Linked DNA regions of Homo sapiens: region 1 is linked to region 2. Evidence: read pairs that join two places in POLR2A ChIA-PET (ENCODE). Cell type or tissue: B cell. All regions are shown on one strand. Links, peaks and the distances in the headings refer to the core of each region. The heading gives the core; the rest is flanking DNA.

Region 1 (5,689 bases), core at 279-5,278, 190 kb after region 2:
CACAGTTACCTCTTCTTCTCTTCATTTAAAACAAATAAGGTTTCCCCTACCTTTCCAATCTTGATCTGGGTGCGACAGGCTAACTGTAATGAAAGCTTTGCTTAAGCAACCTTCGCTCCCAATACCAGGAGCTGTGTAACTCTGTTATACATGGCACAGGGCTCCTCATTGGTCAACGAAATGAGCTTTGGCCACTTAATGCCTTGGGAGTCATTTGCTAAGGGCACCTGGAATGAGCTTGAGTGGGTGGTACAGAAAGAAGGGAGGTGTTAAAACTGCCACAAAGATAATGCTCAACAGCAACCTGAAACGGAATGGAAACCCTACTGTAACTGATGGATTTGGGGAAGGCTCAAAAGCTTTGCCACTTCATAGAGGACATTTAACAGAAATATTTTATTCAAACCCAAATAACGACCGTAAGGAAACAAATGATTTTTCAAAGTCCACCATCCTAGAACCAGATAGATGCCCATTACATTTGTACAGCTACATGCAGAGATAAAAAACAATAATGCCCACCTTGTCTAGGCTGTTGGGATTAAATAAATAAATATACGTAAAGTGTTTAGAAAAGCTCCTGGCATATAGAAAGTACTCAAAAAGTGTTACTAGGATTTCTTAGAAATGTTATATTTTTAGCAAGTGTTGCTTTTTCCCCTTCTCATTATATCTGGGGTAGGTAACTTTGGTTAAGTACCCTGTGTCTAAAAGACTGTCAACAATCATGTTTATGATGATCAGTCTGGGAGAAAAAAAATAGGAAAAAATTACACATGAACCAAACCCTCACCTTATTTTACTTTATCAGTTTGGAGCTAGAAATTGATTTACTCATAAGAAGTGGAGACAAGTAGAAGAGGCATAGAATGAAAGAGAAGCAGGCAGTACAGCAGGATTTATGGTAATAAAACCATCTGTACACAACAACAGATCAGGAGGACCTGAGGCACTTAAGCTGAGTAAATACACTCCTTTTCAGGCAGTTATGGGATGGAACCTCATCGAAAGTCTCTCTGGAGGCTGAGTTTGTCAGTTCAGGCAATTGGGAGGTTAGAGGAAAAGGGAGCTGAAGTTGCCTGGAGGAGGTCCTGAAAGCAATGTGACTTCTGTGTCCTCTGCATCAGGATTAAAGTGAGCTCTGCAGCACATCAAGAGAGGAAGGAGAAACTAACTCCTCCTAAAACAAAAATTTCAAAAAAATGTGGTCCCCAGTTTTCCCTGAGTCATCACTGTATCATTGTTAAGCTTATTCAGTTAAACCTTAGTAACTGGAAGGAGCCAGAGTTGGAAGTAAAAAGACCAGAATGGGCCGGGTGTGGTGGCTCATGCCTGTCATCCCAGCACTTTGGGAGGCGGAGGCGGGTGGATCACTTGAGGTCAGAAGTTCGAGACTCGGGCGTGGTGGTGGGCTCCTGTAATCCCAACTACTCGGAAGGCTGAGGCATGAGAATCGCTAGAACCTGGGAGGCGGAGGTTGCAGTGAGCCAAGATGGCGCCACTGCACTCCAGCCTGGGCAACACAGTGAGACTCCGTCTCGAAAAACAAACAAACAAAAACGGCCAGAATGACGACAAGAACATTTTCAATCTATTCATCTACGCATATATTTTTTAAAAAGACAGTTTTATTACTCCTAGATAGAATAATAGCTATCGACAGTGACTATAAATTATCAACAAGTTAACATAGGGTCAAAATCCAAAACAAGTCTAAGATTATAACTATGTTAAATATTATATAAAACTAAATCGCTATGTTCTGGCTGAAGGAACTCTGAAGCAGTCAGTTACTAAGGCAGTGTTTTCAAAATCTACTGATTTCAGACAAATTTAAATTCCTCTCGACTACAAATGGGACTCAGAAAGTCTGTTTTTCTATAAGAGTAATTTAGTATATTATATAAGAAAAAGTTCTGGCATGTTTTAAGCATTAGAGAGTATTCTGAGATTGAGGTTTGGTGTGAGTGTGTGCACGTGTGCTCCTATACCAAATGCTACCAAAAAATAACTTAGGCAAAAACATAGGAAATAAACCATCTCAGGATGATGAATTTTAAGACTAAGGGGGTAAGGAGAGAGCAATTTTTCACTGAATACCTGAAAACAACAATTACAATTATGGGCTGCCCTAAATAAAAAATGAGCAAATTTTTCCTGCCTTGGCTTTGAACAAAGTTAATTTAAAAAATACATGCACATAAACATACTAGTTTTAACAAACTCAAAAAATATAGAAAAGTACACAGAAAAAGCAAGTCACCCCTTCTACTGATAGTAAAAGTGGCTCCTACTACACAGCCCTCTGTATAGGCACGTGTGCATCACAGTAGAAAAGTCATGCCACATGAGCCATGTGGCATGTTCTTTTTTTTTTTTTTTTTTTTTTTGAGACAGAGTTTTGCTCTTATTACCCAGGCTGGAGTGCAGTGGCGCGATCTTGGCTCACCGCAACCTCCGCCTCCTGGGTTCAAGCGATTCTCCTGCCTCAGCCTCCCGAGTAGCTGGGATTACAGCCATGCGCCACCACGCCCGGATAATTTTGTATTTTTAGTAGAGACGGGGTTTCACCATGTTGGTCAGGCTGGTCTTGAACTCCCGACCTCAGGTGATCCACCTGCCTCAGCCTCCCAAAGTGCTGGGATTATAGGCCTGAGCCACCACACCCGGTCACATTAACTTCTGTATAGCTCTGGCTTGCAACAAGCTTAAATCATCCCTGGAGGAGTGATCCTTTGTCTTTTACAAAGCATCTTTGATTTAGAGTAGAGTGACAGCAGGCAGTTCTGAGGTCTGAGGCTGTGGAGAAAAGGAAAAAAAAGTACAGACGCAAAACAGAAGCCTGGGATGAGATAAGCTCTGAGGTAGATTTGGAAAAAGGGGTAAGAAACAGGACTCAGGTCCAGGAGAGGAAGAAATGGAGCATAGTAAGACATGATTATGTGGCCTATTTCAGATAGGATCTATTAAGGCCACTGTGGCATCCTGGTAAGAGAGTTATTATTATTAGTTATTACTTTCTTATTTTTAGAGACAGGTCTTGCTATGTTACCCAGGCTGGTCTCGAAATGCTAGGCTCAAGTGATCTGCCTGCCTTGGCCTCTCAAAATGCTGAGATTAGACATGAACCCCCATGCCCAGCCTACTTTTTAGTTTAATTATCTAAAAGCTAAGATATAGCCAATGCAAAGATTATGTGTGTATTTGCTTTTGTATATAGTAGTAGCATATCATTTTCCACAAGTATATTTGACACTATTTAGAATTTCAAGCCTTTGCTGAAACTGTTTATTGTATTAACACATGACTAAAGCATAAAAGAAATTGCACATATGTGTGCGCATAGACATTCAGATGGTAGCCTTCACCTGAAAAGGTGTCAAACACTGATAATGAAATCACATAACTGTATTGGTGGTATCAGCAATAATAGTTGGCTAAGAAGCTAATTAACCAGTATTGAAAAACAGATGAAGTATAAAGCAGTATCCACAAGCCTATATGATTAAAGCACCATAGTATTTTCTTTCGGTTAATTTGTCTATTATCCTATTATAGCATCAACAGTCACAGAGAAGGAAGAATTAAACAATGGACATTGTCATATCTGAAATGAGTGTTCCTTATCTGGACATTAGGAAGGATCTGTGGGCTGTCCTTTTAAAATTTAAAATGGTAGGCTGGATACAGTGGCTCATGCCTATAATCCCAGCACTTTGGGAGGCCAGGACAGGAGGATTGCTTGAGCCCAGGAGTTCAGGACCAGCCTGGGGAACATAGTGAGACCCCATCTCTACAAATAATAAAAAAATTAGCAGGGCATGGTGACATATGCCTGTGGTCCCAGCTACTCGGGAAAATTGCTTGTTTGAGCCTGGGAGGTTGAGGCTGCAGTGAGCCATGACTGCATCACTGCATTCCAGACTGGATGACAGAGTGAGATCCTGTCTCAAAAATAAATAAATAAATAAATAAATATATAAATATAAATAAAATGGTACCTTCTCAATTGGCATCCTTGGTTTATTTACTCATTTTTGTTTTGTGATAGAGTCTAGCTATGTTGCTCAGGCTGGTCTAGAACTCCTGGGCTCAAGCGATCCTCCTCCCTCAGCCTCCTAAGTAGCTGGGACTACAGCTGCACCATTGTGCCCAGAGGTACAACTGTTTTAAAGATTAAAATTATTCATCACATCCACCTGTAATAAAATAACTATAGCTAACTCCTACATACAGCCCTTGTCCTTCACCAGGCACTGTTCTAAGTGTTTCGCATATATTAACACAGGCAACCCCCATACATAGGTTGAGGCAGGTACTAGTATCATCTCCATTTTTTTTTTTTTTTTTTTGAGACGGAGTCTTATTCTTGTTGCCCAGGCTGGAATGCAATTCTGTGATCTCAGCTCACTGCGACCTCCACCTCTCAGGTTCAAGTGATTCTCCTGCCTCAGCCTCCTGAGTAGCTGGGATTACAGGTGTCCGCCACCATGCCTGACTAATTTTTGTATTTTCAGTAGAAACAGGGTTTCACTACGTTGGTCAGGCTGGTCTCGAACTCCTGACCTCAGGTGATCCATCTGCCTCGGCCTCCCAAAGTGTTAGGATTACAGCCGTGAGCCACGCGCTCAGCCTCATCTCCATTTTATAGATGAGAAAACAAGAAATAAAGTAATTGGTCCAAGACCAACAGCCAGCAAATAAGTAGTGGAGTGAGGATTCAAACCCAGGCATTCTGGCTCTTAGAGATCACACTTTACCGCCTCAAGCTAAGTAGATAATCTTCTTTCTTTCCTCCTAATTAGCTACCTCTCTACCTACCTACCCATGTTTCACCTTGCTGCTCTGTCAGCCTGCCAGGGACAGGAACTTCTGTACTAACCCAGAAAAACTTTGGAACTTTGAGATGGCATCTTTGGAGCTAAGTAGGAAACCCTTTAATGTTCAATGAATGAAACCATAAGTTAAGAAAGCCACAAAATCTAATTTGAATCTAAAGAGAATTCTCTTTGCATTTTCTCTCTAAGCCCTTCCTCTACCCGAGGCAGCACTCTTCATTAATTCTTAGAAACCTGCTAGATTTTATGGCGATCCCTTTCTGTCTGTCCCTCTAACACAGCAAAATGTAGCATCTGATAAGCTAAGTAATTATTAGTATTTACCTAATAGATTCTGTGGTAGTTTTAACAGACTTCTTAATCTTAAAAAGAGAAAGTTCAGAATACATATTGAATGCTGGTGGAGAGAAGACACCTATTACCAAGTCACATATCATGTGTAACATTATAGCCCTTTCTTCCACTTGTGCTAAGGAAAAGCCAGCTACATTGTCATAATATGAAAAGTAGATATATTTCCTCCTGAGCCAGGAGGAACAAGGCAGTCAGGTTAACAAGGGCTCAGGAAGTGTGTGGTTTTGCCAAGTATTTTGTGAGTTTTACTCTTTAATAATCAAATGATATTTTAATAATTTCCTCAAAATTGCCACAAAAATCCCCTAACATTCTGGATTTATCAAGTACTATGCTCTTCCATTTCAACTGGTGTTTAAGTAGCACTTTCTATAATATCCCGAGATGTACTCAAGCCCTGGGGAAGTGCAGTCAAAGACCTGGATCATATGTTGTTTCTTTCTTTTTTTTTTTTTTGAGATGGAGTCTCACTCTGTCACCCAGGCTGGAGTGCAGCG
Region 2 (5,689 bases), core at 407-5,406:
AGGCCAGCCCAAGGTTGTTCACATGGGGTCTTCAAAGGTTCCAAGAAAGAAAGAGAGGAAGTGTACAAGGTCTCTTAGGTCCAGGCTCAGAATGGAAAAACTATCATTTCTGTCACATTCTATTGACCAAGACAAGTCACAAATCCAATCCAGAGACAAAGGAGGATGATATATTCAGCCTTTATGGGAAGAACTGAAAGCGATGTTGCACAGTGTGTAGACAAAGAGAGGGGTGAAAAATTGAGGCCATTATTTTTTTTGCCTCAATCTACCATAAGTCTTCCAAGTTTTCAGAAGCCAGAGATCCAGATCTTTATGTGAAATCTCCCAAGTTTTAAAAGCTTCATCGAATTTACAAACTTTTAAGACACTGGGGGGTCAAAGAGATCATATTAGAGCTGGATGTGGTTTGTGGGCCATCGGTTTACAACCTCTGGGTAAATAACTTGCTCAAGTTTCTGTAGTAATTTGCTGAGGAGAACTGAACTTAGGTCTATCTAGACTCTAGGTCTCCATTCATTCAGCAAACATTTGCTTGTCTTCTGAGTATAAGACTTTGACAAACAATGATAAATAAATCGCAATTCTTCCCTTAAGGGGCTTACAGTTGGAAGTGGGAGACATTATGTAAATGAACACTTTCTTCATGTGATTCAATGTTACAGATGCTTGTTGTGGGGCACACTTCTTCCCTCCCCTGAAGGGAACTTCACTGATATAACTCGGAGTCTCTTTCTTTGCCCTTTTATACATTCCACACCCTGGAAGTGGAGTGATATGGTTTGGCTGTGTCCCCACCCAAATCTCATCTTGAATTGTAGCTCCCATAATTCCCATGTGTTGTGGGAGGGACCCAGCAGGAGATAATTGAATCATGAGGGAGGTTTTTCCCATACTGTTCTTGCGGTAGTAAAGAAGTCTCACCAGATCTGATGGTTTTATAAGGGGTCTCCCCTTTCACTTGGCTCTCAGTCTCTTCTTGCCTGCTGCCATGTAAGATGTGTCTTTCACTTTCCACCATGATTGTGAGGCCTCTCCAAACACGTGGAACTGTGAGTCCAGTAAACCTCTTTTTCTTTATAAATTACCCAGTCTTGGGTATGTCTTTATCAGCAGTGTGAAAACGGACTAATACATGAAGTGACTTATCTACTTGGTAAATTTGAGGAAACAACTGTGTATGTTCAGTTTAGCTCTTCCCTTTATTCTCTTGCGGCCAGGCCTGGCCAAGGGTAGCGTGTGATCTCCCTGCTCCTTCGTGCTGCAAGTTCCCCCAGGACTGTAGCATCTCCCCAGCCCACCCCTGGTGAGCACTCCTGAGAATGGGCTGGTGATCCACTTGATTCTGTGGTTCATTTGGCTCTCACACTAGGCAATGTCTTCCTACCTATCTGTAGCAGTAATAAAGGTGACATTTGGCCTCCAGCTTTTTCTTCCCTTCTATTTCTTTCTTTCTTTCTTTGAGATGGAGTTTCACTCTTGTTGCCTAGGCTGGAGTGCAATGGTGCAATTTCAGCTCACTGCAACCTCCACCTCCTGGGTTCAAGCGATTTTCCTGCCTCAGCCTCCCAAGTAAGCGGCCACTACCACACCTGGCTAAGTTTTGTATTTTTAGTAGAGATCAGATTTCACCATGTTAGCCAGGCTGGTCTCAAACTCTTGACCTTAGGTGATCCACCCAGATTGGCCTCCCAAAGTGCTGCGATTACAGGCACGGGCCACCAAGCCTGACCTCTTCCCTTCTATTTCTTATCTTGTTCAGAACCCAGGTAGGGAAGAGAAATGCTATTTATTGGGCAGTTACCTCAAAGGACTCAATGGTGCTATGATTAGGGTCTATATGTGCACACACACACACACACACATACACCTTCTTTACCCCACTGTAGCTTCATTCCCCACCTTGTCCCATGCACCTTTTTTTTTGTTTTCTTTTTTCTTTCTTTCTTTCTTTTTTTTTTTTTTTTTTTTTGAGACAGGGTCTCACTCTCTTGCCGAGGCTGGAGTGCAGCAGCACGATCATAGCTCACTGCAGGCTTGAACTCCTGGGCTCAAGCAATCCTCCTACCTCAGCCTCCCAAGCAGCTGGGACTATAGGCGCATATCACCATGCCTGGCTAATTAAAAAAAAATGTAGAGATAGGGGTCTTACTATGCTGCCCAGGCTGGTCTTGAATTCCTTGCCTCAAGCGATCCTCCCACCTCAGCCTCCTGAGTAGCTGGGATTACAGGCATGAGCCACCATGCCTGGTCGCCGCTGCACTTTCTTAGTTAGGTTAAGGGCTTGTGTTTCCCAGGAGAAAACGGGTCTGATTTCAAAGGACTCTTTAGGCTGCCTCCTGGGTCTCAGAGTTTCATGAGTTTATTTCCCTAAAGGGTCCTAAGCCATATGGGGTGCACACCTGGTGGGAGCTGGGACACACGGGAATGAAGAGCTGCTACCCTGCCCTCAGGCTGCTTCCCTCCCAAGGGAAACACTATGCCAAGACAGGGAAGCTAGGAAGTGCCCTGATGGTGCCAGGGCCCAGGCTGAGGAGAACTAGGTCCTGAGGGTCTTAGCGACAGGCCAGGAATGAAAACGTGACGAGTGCCCCTCCCATTTCTTTACATGAGGCCTCCATCTCCTAGCGTCTGTTTTTTTTTCCTGGCAACCTTCAGTGTCTGTTGTGTTGTGAGCACAGCTTGAGGGCAGTCATCCACCTCTTCACATATTTTCCATCCGTCAGCTGTGAGAGGCAGAGTGTCAGGTTGTTCAGGTTGGTGCAGCCCATCTCCCTCCCACCTATGGCGAGCCTGCTCCCCCGCTCACTCCCTTTGCTTTGCTTTGTTTTCCCTCCCTCCTGAGGAGCTGTGGCGAGATGAGTAGGAATTTAGTTGAATGGAAGGATTTATTTTTGAGACGGAGTATCGCTCTGTTGCCAGGCTGGGGTGCAGTGGCATGATCTTGGCTCACTGCAACCTCAGCCTCCTGGGTTAGCGTGATTCTCCTGCCTCAGCCTCCTGAATAGCTGGGATTACAGGCATGTGCCACCATGGCCGGCTAATTTTTGTATTTTTAGTAGAGACGGGGTTTCTCCATGTTGGCCAGGGTGGTCTCGATCTCTTGACTTCGTGATCTGCCTGCCTTGGCCTCCCAAAGTGCTGGGATTACAGCCATGAGCCACCACGCCCGGCTGAATGGAAGGAATTTTATTACTCTCTTGCAGTTTGGCAAGATGAGCTCAAGAGGGAAGCCACAACAAAGAAGGAGGCTGCTGCCATCATTAGGTGTCTGCCACGCCTATGAGTCAGTGGAGCCTGCACTTCCGTGGGACGCCTGTAGCAAGCTGAGGGGCAGTTCATGTTTTCCATTCACAAAGGAGTCTATGACCATTTTACCGTATCTGCGTAAGAGTCTCCATGACACAACAGTACCCACGTCACCTCAGGTTGGTAAATCAATCTGGGGCCCAAAGTAAACTTTGGTCTAATTGCCGTGGAAAGGATCTAGACTCGTTCTTTGACCAATGGACCCCTATCTAGGGAAGTAAAAAGCATGATGTTAGATGACCTGAATGTAAAAGCTTAAGTGATCTTGGGCAAATTATTAAACTTCCTAAATATCAGCTTCTCTAGTCCCAGCTACTCAGGAGGCTGAGGCAGGAGGATGTTTAAGACCAGGAGTTCAAGGCCGTAGCGCACGATCGTTGTGCGTGTGAATAGCCACTGCACTCCAAACTGGACAACATAACAAGATCCCTTTAGGAAAAATTAAACATTAGTTTTCTGTCCTGCAAAATAATAGTTTTCTATTGAATGGGATAATACAAGTATCCATCTCATAACATAATCAGGAAGTTTAAACAAGGAAATGTGTGTAAGACACTTAGCACATGGCTGAAGACTCAGTAAAAAGTTCCCGTCTGTCATTTCTGGGGCATCCTCAGTCTTGCAGGTGACGGTGAAATTAAAAGGTAGGAAGATGCACTACGTGGTCTAAAAGAGGTGGTCCAAGGTGCTGGGAAACACTTGGCCCCCAGGGCATTGAAATGACCCCCCACAGCCCAGCAACGTCTTTGGGTATTGGGTGAAGGCCTGAAACAAACCAGAGCGCAGAACTGCTGATTCCTTTTCCCATCCTGGACGCAGCAGGAGGAGGCAGGGCTCACATTGCCCCCACACACCTGGACAAAGCGGGAAGAACCTGTATTTCAAATACTTTAGGCTGAAGCACCCATTGGAAGGAGATCATCCAAGGGACCTTGAAGGGAAGGCTCTGAGGTCAAGTTGTTGGAGAAAGGGTGAAAAGAGGCCAGGTGTGGTGGCTCATGCCTGTAATCCCAGCACTTTGGGAGGCCGAGGCAGGCAGACCACTTGAGGTCAGGAGCTCGAGACCAGTCCCAACATGGTGAAACCCTGCCTCTACTAAAAATACAAAAAATTATCCAGGCATGGTGGTGGGCGCCTGTAATCCCAGCTACTCAGGAGTCTGAGGCAGGAGAATCACTTGAACCTGGGAGGCGGAGGTTGCAGTGAGCCGAGATCGTGCCACTGCACACCAGCCTGGGCGACAGAATGAGATTCTCTTTCACAGGATAAAAAAAAAAAAAAAAAAAAAAGGAGCAAAAAGAAAGAGAAGACAGAGTAAGTGGGAAAAGAGAAAAGGTCTGCACAGCCCTCACCCTCTGCCTGATTCTCCCTCTTTTTCTTACCTCCCTGAAACTGGGAAGGAAACACTGCCTGGCTGGATTGGGGCTGTTTTAGGAAGGTGAACACAGCAAAATTCTGTGCCCTGCAAAGTCTTAGCCCTCATCTATTTCAGGAGAGAACCTTCTGGTGGGAAGGGGATGGGGACCAAGTGCACAGAAGGATGAGGAGTCCTCAGCGGGCTGGCAGCAAGCCTAGAGGTCAGGGGTAGGCTGTGGAGGGGGCTGCTTTGAGCCCTTCAGGGTGCTGACGGAGGACAAGCCGGCTGCCCTTGGAAAGAATGGAACACCTCGCCTCCTTGCATTGATTCAGGCTGATTTTCTCTGTTGGACTCTTACAATCCTGGCTCTGGGAGTGGGTTGCCATGGTTCTGCTGGTTTTAACAGAGGGCTAAGTGGCTTCCCTCAGGCTATGCAGCATTTAGCTGCTCGCTTTGGATTTTAGCTTCTCCTCCTTGGAGACCCTGCTCTGCATGGGGGAAAAATCTTGTGTGGACAGTCATGTTCTGGAAGCAATTGGGGAAGTGGGTGCATTTGATTTGAAATAGTTCATGTGGGCCAGGCCTGTATTCTTGGCACTTTGGAAGGCTGAAGTGGGAGGATTGCTTGAGCTCAGGAGATTGACCTGGGCGACATGGTGAAACCCCATCTCTACTAAAAAAAAAAAAAAAAAAAAAATCAGCCAGGTGTGGTGGTGTGCACCTGTAGTCTCAGCTACTCAGGAGGCCGAGGCTGAAGGATTGGTTAAGCCCTGGAGATTGAGATTGCACTGAGCTGAATTTGTGCCATTGCACTTCAGCCTGGGTGACAGAGTGAGATCTTGTCTCAAAAACAAAAAACAAAAAAACGAAAAACAAAAAAATTGACGAGAGGTAGAAAAAGTCAAGTGTAAGGGCTTTAGAGAGTCAGGTAGCTTAGCCTGAGTTCTAGCTTTGTCATGTACCACTTAAATGACCTTAAGCAAATTACTTAACCCCTTAGAGAAATGGGGGCCCTCATAGCAT

The links. Peaks named below come from ENCODE experiments on the same cell type or tissue, not always from the same donor. Only the 100,000 strongest peaks of a DNase experiment are listed, where the experiment ranks them.
Region 1: POLR2A ChIA-PET joins it to region 2 with 10 read pairs; 2 of 35 experiments call an interaction of 5 or more read pairs at or near these places.

What each region holds. Positions count from the first base shown.
Region 1 is chr4:40,475,643-40,481,331 of GRCh38, forward strand. All of the region lies in intron 2 of RBM47 (RNA binding motif protein 47), which reads right to left. Among named protein-coding and RNA genes, the nearest start is that of MIR4802, 24 kb to the right of the region's middle. In B cell, for the core only: no CTCF peak of the experiment used is centred there; no DNase peak of the experiment used is centred there.
Region 2 is chr4:40,280,894-40,286,582 of GRCh38, forward strand. No RefSeq gene overlaps it. Among named protein-coding and RNA genes, the nearest start is that of LINC02265, 23 kb to the right of the region's middle. In B cell, for the core only: no CTCF peak of the experiment used is centred there; a DNase peak (open chromatin) is centred at 3,318.